2 separate regions of the Homo sapiens genome follow, and region 2 is linked to region 1. The links are chromatin loops, found by intact Hi-C in ENCODE. Cell type or tissue: A673. All regions are shown on one strand. Links, peaks and the distances in the headings refer to the core of each region. The heading gives the core; the rest is flanking DNA.

Region 1 (5,312 bases), core at 476-4,475:
ATGCAGATTTTTAGCTTTTAGTCATATGTACTATTTTAATTGACTCCTACATGTGGGGCATTTTAAGAGCTATATAAAAACTTCAGCAATTGTTGAAGTGACACTCAAGATGAGCTAGCAACATACTTAATGTTTAGAGTGTGTCCTATATTTTAAACTTAGGAGACTCTGAAATATTGAACCATGCAGTGACATTTTCCTGAACCAAGCCATACTTGGTAAACGGCATATTGCATGAACAAAAGCAGCCTGCATTGCCTCTGTATAACAAACAACAGAACTGGTATATCGTACTTCCTTTTAGGCATAGGCAGATTCAGTAATAATGGCAATAATGTGGCCATCACACCTGTTTGCCTGTTAAAACTCATGTTGACATCAAAGATACTCATAATAAATCTGATTGGAACTCTGATGGGAAAAATATGTTCTTTGAGTTATAGGTTTTGATGATTAAAAAGACATGATATACTCCAAAATTATTATATTGATTAGTGTGATAAAGTATGAGCCTATTGCTCAATATCAGATGTTGAGATGTGTAAAATGATCAGCATCTCAGGAAAACTTAAGATTTATTTTTATGAAATGATCATAACATGCTTTATTACAGTGTATAGTCAGTATGTACACTATATGTCCACATCTTCTTGCCCAATAATACATTATTGTCATCTTCTTTAATTTAATAAATAATTTGTATATATTTGTATCATTTGACTATTTAAAACATGTAGGAGTGATTAGCCCTTCTAAAAAACATGCCCGTGCAATTGTCAGAGCTAAAGATAGGGACAGCTAGAGGATGCTGAGTCTGAAAGTGTCTGAATTAAAACATTTGCAAAACTTAGTTTGGAATGTGTATCTGCGCCTTCAAGATCAACTGAGGAACCCTGTAAAAAGCTGGAAGAGCAGGTGGCTGGTTAGAGGGGAGGTGGGTAGTTAAAGTCAAGAGAGAGTGGAAACCTCTATTCTTACCTGCTGATAAATGATCTATCACACGAAATAAATTTCAAAAAAGATATCATTCTTTTCCAATCAGAAGAAACAAATGCAGTGCACTATTCTGATAACAGTCTTTCTCTATGCATCGTTTTCCTTGCCTAATAACATCAGTATATGAAAATGTTTACATAAATGATAATAATGCAGTTTTATTACACTGTCCTTCCTGAGTCACTAAAATATCAATCAAAATTTAATAGCTGATTTTAATCAACAAAAATAAACCAAAGTTTCTAGCATATATTTTCCTCATAGAGAGCACACAGAAAGATATATTTCATCAACCTTCTTCTTAAACCACAATGATATAATTTATAGGAAAAGTGAAAGAAATAAATCTTCACATTACACTCGCCTATAATGTTCACAGCTGTAAAGAAAGGAGATACCGTGAGAAAGCAAAGAGAAATCTGCCTCAGACATGCAATACTCAAAAATTAAAAACAATTCAGTGAAAAAGAGGGAGAGAGAAAAGGCTACATTGCAGTATCAATTAGTCTTCCATCTCCCTTATGAAATATTAAAATCTACTTAAGTTCTTTCTTCACCATCTTAAATATTTTTCTTGTTTTTCAGGTCCCTATGGTTTAGGCAAAAAAGGCTACAGATGTGTTGGACTTACCTATTTTGCCAGAGTTTTTTTGGGTTTCGGGTTTTTTTGTAATTTATTTATTTATTTATTAGCATGGAACCGTGAAAAGAAAAAGAAAAAAAAAAAGCTTGAGTTTAAGGATTCTCTCTCTTTCCCTCCCCCTCCCTTTGCTTTGCTGAAGCTGAAGCAAAAGGGGATAAAGGGGGTTGGGCGGGGGGACTAAGAGAAAAAAAAAAAAAGCAGCAAGCTTGAGACGTGCTGGGAATGCAATGGGCTCTTCAATGGGCTTCTTTAGGATGCAGAACTGCCGCTTGGCACACTCAGTAGAGGAGGGAGGAGAAGGGGCTGCAGCAGGCTTCCAGCTCTGCTGCCCCTGCCGCTGCCGCCGCGGTGGCTGCTCTCTTTGGGTACCCACAGCACATCACTGGGCACTGGGAGGAAGCACAGGAGGGAGGCAGGGAGGAAGGAAGGCTCAATCACAGTGCAGAATCTCAGACTTCTCTCGCTCCGGCTTTAAAAATATATATGTGCTATAACCCTGAACCCAGCATTCCACGTCATGAAAATGAGCTCCAAAGGGAACGCGCTTAGCATGGGTTCGGGAGCGAGCACTAGGAACCCCTGACTATACAGTTGAGTGAGTGTGTGTGTGTGTGTGTGTGTGTGTGTGTGTGTAGGGAAAAGAAGTAGAGGGGTAGAGAACACAAATTGGCAAAATAAGAAACCAGAGAGAAGGGGGAGGAGACCAACCTATGGGAAACATTTCTTTGGTGAGGAAGGTGGAGATGGGGGAGGGGGGCAGGGATAGGCATTTTCTTTCTTTCTTTCTTTCTTTCTTTCTTTCTTTTTTTTTAAACTCTCAAGGAAACCATCCCCTGAATGATTTGCTCCTTTAGTTTCCAAAGCTCATCTCTCTAGTGCAGGTGGTTTGAAAAGTGAGACTATCCTTCGTAAGTATCATTTTCACAGGACAGCCATTCCCTGCAATGACGGGGATGGGGGGAAATCCAGGTCCCCAAAGCAGAAAAGCTGAATCTGTCTGATTCTGCCTGGGTGTCCCGAATAAGAGCTCAGACAGCCTGAAAGACTTGGACCGAGTTTCTCCTGCATTTTGCTTCGATCCCGTTGCACCAGGAATTCTTTTGTTGTGCTGCAGGTCAAAGCCTTCGATAGCCCCTGGATTCAACAGCATTTCTTTTCTTCCACTTTTTAAAAACAGAGACAAGCCAATTCTCTGGAAGGAGATACAGACCACTTGGGTAACAATGGTACATTTCACATTGCGCCACCGGGAAAGACCTCGCGGGATTGGGGTGGATTTAAGGATTTGGATGCTTTTGTCCGTTCTTTCTCTTTCTTATTTTTTAAACTCAAATATTTCTCCGTGAAATTTTCGGGGAGTGAATCCTAGGGAGTAGTGGGAGTGGGGGTGGAGGTGATTGAAGGAAGATATTGTATTGTAGAGGGACTACCAGATGACAGTTCAGGAACGCTTTCAGAGGAATTTTTTTAAGGCTCAGCTGACAGCACTACAGTCCTGCCTGCTGGGAAGGAATGCAGCTTGGTGGGGAAACTGGGGAGAGCCAAGTGTGCAGCAAAGGAGTCTAATCAACAGGACCCGTGTGCTGTGGATGCTCCCCATCTGCCCCCACCAGCACACACCAATCCTGTCACCAACTCCTCGCCGGGAGGGGAGAAGGCAGGGACTTTTTGGTTGCTAAAGAACTAAACTGAACCTCAATTGCCCAAGGACTCAAAGTTAGTAGGTAGAGATGGTTTTCCCTTAATGGACCCTTTACAAAAGCAAATTTTAAAGCAAAGCACAGCTTACATGTCAATTTCTTACTGCTCTAAAACAGGTAAATCACCTAACAATGTGTTCCTTAAAAGTCAGTCAAAGGCAATTTCCATGATATTTTGCATTTAAAATGACCGCACAGGAGTCCACTGGCAGACAGTAGCTAATTTTAGAAACATGCCACCATACACTAAGTAAGCAGGAGGGCAGAATTTTCTAACATTCTACCCTTAATATTCCAGACTCACCCTATTGCTCCCATAGGTCTTAGCCAAGAAGTAAACCAATACCGATAGCCTAAGCTCAGAATCAGAGCAATTCCCTCTCCCTCCCCAGCTGCCGGCACCCGCACCCTCCCCCCCATCCCCCGCCCAGCACTTTGGGTACCCAATGTGCAGAGGCGGTGACTATTTATCGGGTGTTATCGGAACCCATGATGTGATGGAATCGATGGGTAACCCGGAGGCTGCCCTGAGCTTCCAGATGACGGTAAATGTTGTCTCGGCAATGAAGTCTCTGTTATTTCTTGAACTAAAACCCCTTACGTTCTGGACCTGGGCTGTGTCCTAAAGGCTATCTCACCTTTTTCCTTTTCTTTAGCTCAGGATAGCGCGTCTAAAGGACAGGGAGGGCTCCAAAAGTTAGGGAATATTGAGCCATGGGGCCCCAGTTTTTTCCGTGTCCTGCTGGGAGCGCCCAGAGCCATTTGTTTGTCCAGAGGGAGGACAAGAAGCCCTTTCTCCCTGCTGTGCCCCCTTCCCACTTCCTCCTCCCCACTGCTGGATCTTACAGCTCACTAATTTTTTCAGATCTAAGATTAAGTATTCCAATATGGAAGCAAAACTATCTTCCCTAGAACAAATAATTAAAACGCTGCATCATTCATTTTCTGAAGAGCTTTGAGCCGTCTATAGAGCCTTTTCTAATCTGCTGTCGTCAGGCGAAACGCACAATGGTCTGTTTAGAAACGGAAAATTATTAAAAGCTCAAGCCTTTTTCCTTCTACCTCTTACAACACCAGCGAGCATTCCACTGGGGGAGGGGTCCTTCGCTCCGCCACCTGGCCTATTTGTTGGAGTTACTTACGATGTCTTCACCCAGAAAAGAGGTCCGAGGGTATGTTAGTCTCCGGTACCCCTCCTTCCACCAACGTCCTTACACCTAACTGATCCAATTCAAAACTGCAACAAACCCCTAGCACCTGTGAGCGTACAGAATACACCGCGGCCAAACTCGATGTGCTCTACAATGCACATCCTACATACGAGAAATACTGGTTTCAATTAGGCGAAGTAGGAAAGGATGGCGGCGAGTACCTATGGTGCAGAGCGCTCAGGATCTCCGAGGTTTGCTGCGAGGGGCTACCCAGCAGGAGGGGCAAACTCTCTGCGAAGCTGAATTGTATCCATCATACTGTAGCCTTGTAGCTTCTCCTCTTCTGGCCACCAACTTTCCGAAAGGCTACCGAATCACGCTTGTAATCCGTTTAAATGTTTCCACCTTTGAGACTTGCAGGGAAATGGTCGCTGCATACCAATGGGAGAGCGGGGCGCGCACCTAGCGCGGCGATGCCAGCGACAGGGAGCTCACGACCACAGCTCCCTATGCCCTCGATGGTTGGTAGGCAGGCAGGCAGAGTGAGTGTCCCAGGACTAGGTTCCTTTGATTTAAAATCTCGGTGCTCTGGATCAGTGGAGAGCTTCGTTGTTCCCGAGAGCCTGAGCTCAGTCTCTGGATTTCTCTCTTTCTCTCTTCCTCAAAGGTTGTCACTCACAGCGCAATCCCTGCCCGAGGCCTCCTTCCATCCGAGAAGATGGAATTAGCCCTTGCTTTTCCAGGGTGTCTTTGCTCTTTGCCCTTTAGGTGGGTGGGAGTGGGGGTTGGTGGCGTGTAGATGAGAGAAGAAAAGGGTGGGGA
Region 2 (5,312 bases), core at 808-4,807, 1.3 Mb before region 1:
TTATAAAATGGCCCCACCCCTACCTCCCTTCGCTGACTCTCTTTTCAGACTCAGCCCGCCTGCACCCAGGTGAAATAAACAGCCTTGCTGCTCACACAAAGCCTGTTTGGTGGTATCTTCACACGGACGCAAATGAAAGTTATCCAAAATGCAAATCTATTCATGCCACTATCCTGCTTTAAAACATTCACTAGATTTCTGTTTTCTAAATAACTATGTATCAAATTAGTAGCATTTTTATGTAAAGCACTTTCTGATTTGGGTCTTACTAATCAATTTCCTGTTCTATTTTTTGCACAATTGGCATTGTTAAAATCACACCATACTGAGCCTTGATTTAGTGACTTTGCACCTGCCCCTTACCTGAAGAAAAAAATTCTCTTCCATGTCCAAATGACAATCCCTGGACATTTTTGGGCTCAATTTATATATTACCCCCAAAAAGTCCTCGGTAAGATTACCTTAACCTTGCCTCTTAAAAGTTAAGCAGAAATAATCTATCTTTTATGCCCTGACTGAATCACTTTCATATATGTTGTGCATTTGAGGATGCATTACTATTACTTGTGAAATGTCTCCACCTTTACCCATAGCAAAGGGTAGTAACCCACCCTTTACTATGAAACTGTAAGCTCCTTTTTTTTTAACAAAGGTACTCATTGGCATATAGTTGTTTAACAAATGACATAATATGTTTTATTGAAGTTTAAAAGTTATTGTGATTTACCTCTTTTAGAGACAAATTAAAATTAACATAAGAGGCTTAATCATCTCTATTGAAAAGAGACTTCTCTCCTTTTATCTTCCAGCATTTACTTTAAAAAAATTATAAGTACTTTATCCTCTCTTTAAAATATGCACTTTTTTTTTTTTTTTTGAAAACTAGATAGCCCTTTTGTGATTCAGGAATGCCTTTCTTGAAGATTCAGGAACCATCCATTCAGTATGTAAACAAGGGAGATAGGGCCTCTAGGCATAGTCTCTGTGGAAAGATCAGAGTTTGACTTCAGTGCGCCCCTTCATCCAAGTTGCACAACTACCTCCTCATAAAGATATGAGAAGTTTCTTTTTCCTCTGGATAAAGCCAATTAGCTAGCACAAATGGTCACTTTAATTACCAGGTGAATCTAGAATAAATTATGTGTGACAAATGGTGCTGTCAAGTTCTCCACTTGAGAACTAGTTTTTGTTCACCTTAAGAATATGTATGGGCCGGGCAGGGCGGCTCACGCCTGTAATCCCAGCACTTTGGGAGGCCAAGGTGGGCGGATCACAAGGTCAGGAGATTGAGACCATTCTGGCTAACACGGTGAAATCCCGTCTCTACTAAAAATAGAAAAAATTATCGGGTCATGGCGGCGTGCGCCTGTAGTCCCAGCTGCTGGGGAGGCTGAGGCAGGAGAATGGCATGAACCTGGGAGGTGGAGCTTGCAGTGAGCCAAGATCATGCCACTGCACTTCAGCCTGGGGCAACAGAGCAAGACTCCATCTCAAAAAAAAAAAAAAAAAAAAGAGAATATGTATGATATTGTTGTAACTGCCTGGTCATATAAAAGAGTGAAAATTAAGAGAATTTCTTAGGAGATGGCTTGTGATGCACATTATATCCTGCTTTAATGCTTACTCAACAATAAAACTGTTTTCTTTCTCTACTAAATTTGTGGAAAGGTTTTTGGGGATGGGGAAAAATTATTTTTAATAACAGTTTCCCAACACTCTCAAGATGAATGATTCACGCTCATTATAAAATTAAAAGCAAACATAGACACCCACATTTAAAAAAAAACGCTAAAACTCATAACTCAGATTTAACTGATACTAGCATATTGATCATATCTGGTCAGTTAAATATACTATAGTTAATATACTCCAGTTAAGATATATTTTAAATATATTTTATGGTAAATATACTGTAGTTAATATACTCCAGTTAAAATATATTTTAAATATATTTTATGATAAATATACTATGGTTAATATACTCCAGTTCAAATATATTTTAAAATTATACCATAGTGGAAAATATGTATCTTTTACAACATGAATCACAAACACAAATACTTAAGACTGCCAGTCCATTTACTTTAATATGGAAATTCGTACTTTTTAAAGACAAGTTGGAGAGCCACTTAGGTGAATTTATGTGTGTAAATTGCGGCCCAACACAAACTCTTAAACTTCCTGAAAACATTACGATATTTATGCACAGACTTATTTATTTATTTTTTTAGCTCATCAGCTATCATTAGTGTTATTGTATTTTATGTGTGGCCCAAGACAATTCTTCTTTCAATATGGTGCAGATAAACCAAAAGATTGGACCCCCCTGTGTAAAATATAGTTTATATGTGTGATGGTTAATATTGAGTGTCAACTTGATTGGAATGAATCCAATCCAATTTGATTGGATTTCAAAGTTTTTTTCTGGATATGTCTGTGAGGGTGTTGCCCAAGGAGATTAACACTGGAGTCAGTAGACTGGGAGATGCAGACCCACCCTCAATCTGGGTGGACACCATCTGATCAGCTACCAGAGTTGCCAGAACAAAGCAGGTAAAAGAAGGGAAAAGAAGAACTTGCTGAGTCTTCCAGCCTTCATCTTTCTCCCATGCTGGATGCTTCCTGCCCTGGAACATCAGACTCCAAGTTCTTTAGCTTTTAAATTCTTGGACTTAACACTAGTGGTTTGCCAGGGGCTCTTGGGTTTTTGGATACAGACTGTAGGCAGCACTGTCGGCTTCCCTACTTTCGAGGCCTTGGGACTCAAAGTGACTCACTACTGGCTTCCTTGTTTAATAACTTTCAGATGGCCTATCATGGCAAGTTCATTATATTGGACCTTTCTATCTTGGAAAAGGCAGTGGTGTGTCATCATTGGAATAGGCAGTTACTCTGGGCATGGGTTTGCCTATCCTGCACACCATGTTTCTGACAAGACTACCATCCATGCATTCATGGAATGCCTTATCTGCTATCATGGTATTCCACACAGCATTGCCTCTAACCCAGGCACTCACTTTACAGCTAAAGAAGTGTGGCAGTGGGTTCATGCTCATGGAATTCACTGATCTTACCATGTTCCCCCATCATTCTGAAGCAGATGGATTGATAGAATAGTGGAATGGCCTTTTGAAGTCACAATTACAGTGCCCACCAGGTGGCAATATTTTGTAGGGATAGGGCAAAGTTCTCCAGGAATCTGTATATGCTCAGAATCGGCATCTAATATATGGTACTGTTTCTCCCATATCCAGGACTCATAGGCCCTGGAATGAAGGAGTGGAAGTTGAAGTGGCACCGCTCACCATCACCCCCAGTGACCCACTAGCAAAATTCTTGCTTCCTGTTCCAGTGACATTATGTTCTTCTGGCCTAGAGGTCTTAGTTCCTAAGGGAGGAATGCTGCCACCAGAAGACACAAAAATGGTTCCATTAAACTGGAAGTTAAGATTGCCACCTGGCCACTTGGGGCTCTTCCTACCTCTAAGACAATAGGCTAAGAAGGGAGTTACGGCATTTGCTGGGATGACTCACCTGGACTATCAAGAAGAAATCAGTCTACTACTCCACAATGGAGGTAAGGAAGAGTATGTCTGGAATATAGGAAATCCCTTAGGATGTCTCTTAGTATTACCATGCCCTGTAATTAAGGTCAATGGGAAACTACAACATCCCAATCCAGGCAGGACTACAAATGGCTCATACCCTTAAGAAATGAAGGTTTGGGTCACTCCACCAGGTGAAAAACCATGACCCACTGAGTCAGTTGCTGAAGGCAAAGGGAATACAGAATGGGTAGTAAAAGAAGGTAGTCATCAATGCTAGCTATGACCATGTGACCTGTTGCAGAAATGAGAACTGTAATTGTCAAGAATATTTCTTCCTTATTTTGTTAAGAATATGTTTGTGCATGTATACTCTTGCACTAAGAAAATATCTTCATTTTATTTCATTTCTTTTTCCTTTATTATGTGACATAAGATTTATTAACTTCACGTCAGCATTTAAGTATTGTTAACTTTATGTAATACCTCTTAGGTTAAAGAATAGTGTGCTTCCTGTTGTATGAGGGACAGCCGTATCATGTTAGGCATAATTATGAACTTATTACTGTCTTTATTTGAAGATTATGTATGATTTCAGGAGATGTGTATGGGTTCAAGTTGACGGGGTGGATCTGTGATGGTTAATATTGAGTGGCAACTTGATTGGATTGAGGATGCAAAGTATTGTTTTTGGATGTGTCTTTGAGGGTGTTGCCAAAGGAGATTAACATCGGAGTCAGTGGACTGGGAGAGACATACCCACCTTCGATCTGGGTGGGCACCATCTAATCAGCTGCCAGGACAGCCAGAATAGAACAGGCAGAAGAAGGTGGAAGAAGAACTTGCTGAGTCTTCCAGCCTTCATCTTTCTCCTGTGCTGGATGCTTCCTGCCCTGGAACATCAGATTCCAAATTCTTCAGCTTTTGGACTCTTGGACTTACACTAGTGGTTTTCTAGGGGCTCTCAGGCCTTTGGCCACAGACTGTAGGCTGCACTGTCTGCTTCCCTACTTTTGAGGTCTTGGGACTGGGACTGATCCACTACTGGCTTCCTTGCTCCTCAACTTGCAGATGGCCTATGGTGGGACTTTACCTTGTGATTGCATGAGTCAATTCTCTGTAATAAACTCTCTTTCATGTTTACCTATATCCTATTCGTTCTAGTCCTCTGGAGAATCCTGACTAATTCAGTATGTATATTAAAAATTATATATGAACTGTTCATTTATAACACATATATGTTTTCCTGTACTTTAGAGAGTAGAGAAAAAAATCTCTACCCTGTTTTGCCATCAATTCTATCACTTATGCCTGTTATACCTAAATAATTATTTAAAATGTCTCATCTTATGGTATTTTTTCTTGTTTCATAGTATTTGGCAGGAACTAACATCATTAATTTTACCTATAAATTATTACATCAAAGTGATTTCAAATTTTACATTTATTATTTATTTTTAACTGTATTTTTCAAAATAAAAATATTCTCCCTACTGTTTGTGTGTGTATTTTAAAACCGCATGCAGAGGTTAGGTCATTTAAATTTCATTAATTGTTTTATCTTAACTATAGCTGAAATATATATGCATGTATAGGTGTATGTGTGTATATATTTCATTTTACATATTACTATGGGAAAGTATAGTGCTAAGAGCTTAATGCTATACTATGTATTTACTATGCAAATATTAACAAAGCAAAAATCTTTTATTCTTTTGTTTTCAAGGTTTATTAAAAAACACAATCTAATTTGTTTGCTGCATACAT

Evidence for each region. Hi-C counts contacts between places; a loop is a spot of excess contacts. Peaks named below come from ENCODE experiments on the same cell type or tissue, not always from the same donor. Only the 100,000 strongest peaks of a DNase experiment are listed, where the experiment ranks them.
Region 2: it touches region 1 in a loop (5-fold over the local background); 10 of 110 quality-filtered maps call a loop at or near these places.

Annotation. Positions count from the first base shown.
Region 1 is chr3:165,190,869-165,196,180 of GRCh38, forward strand. It overlaps SLITRK3 (SLIT and NTRK like family member 3), which reads right to left. Exons shown (of 2, transcript NM_001318810.2): 1 at 4,712-5,312. Among named protein-coding and RNA genes, the nearest start is that of SLITRK3, 2.9 kb to the right of the region's middle. In A673, for the core only: no CTCF peak of the experiment used is centred there; a DNase peak (open chromatin) is centred at 2,253; H3K4me3 peaks cover 3,187 bases; H3K27ac peaks cover 2,401 bases.
Region 2 is chr3:163,913,853-163,919,164 of GRCh38, forward strand. No RefSeq gene overlaps it. Among named protein-coding and RNA genes, the nearest start is that of MIR1263, 260 kb to the right of the region's middle. In A673, for the core only: a CTCF peak has its summit at 3,141 (motif pointing right); a DNase peak (open chromatin) is centred at 3,169.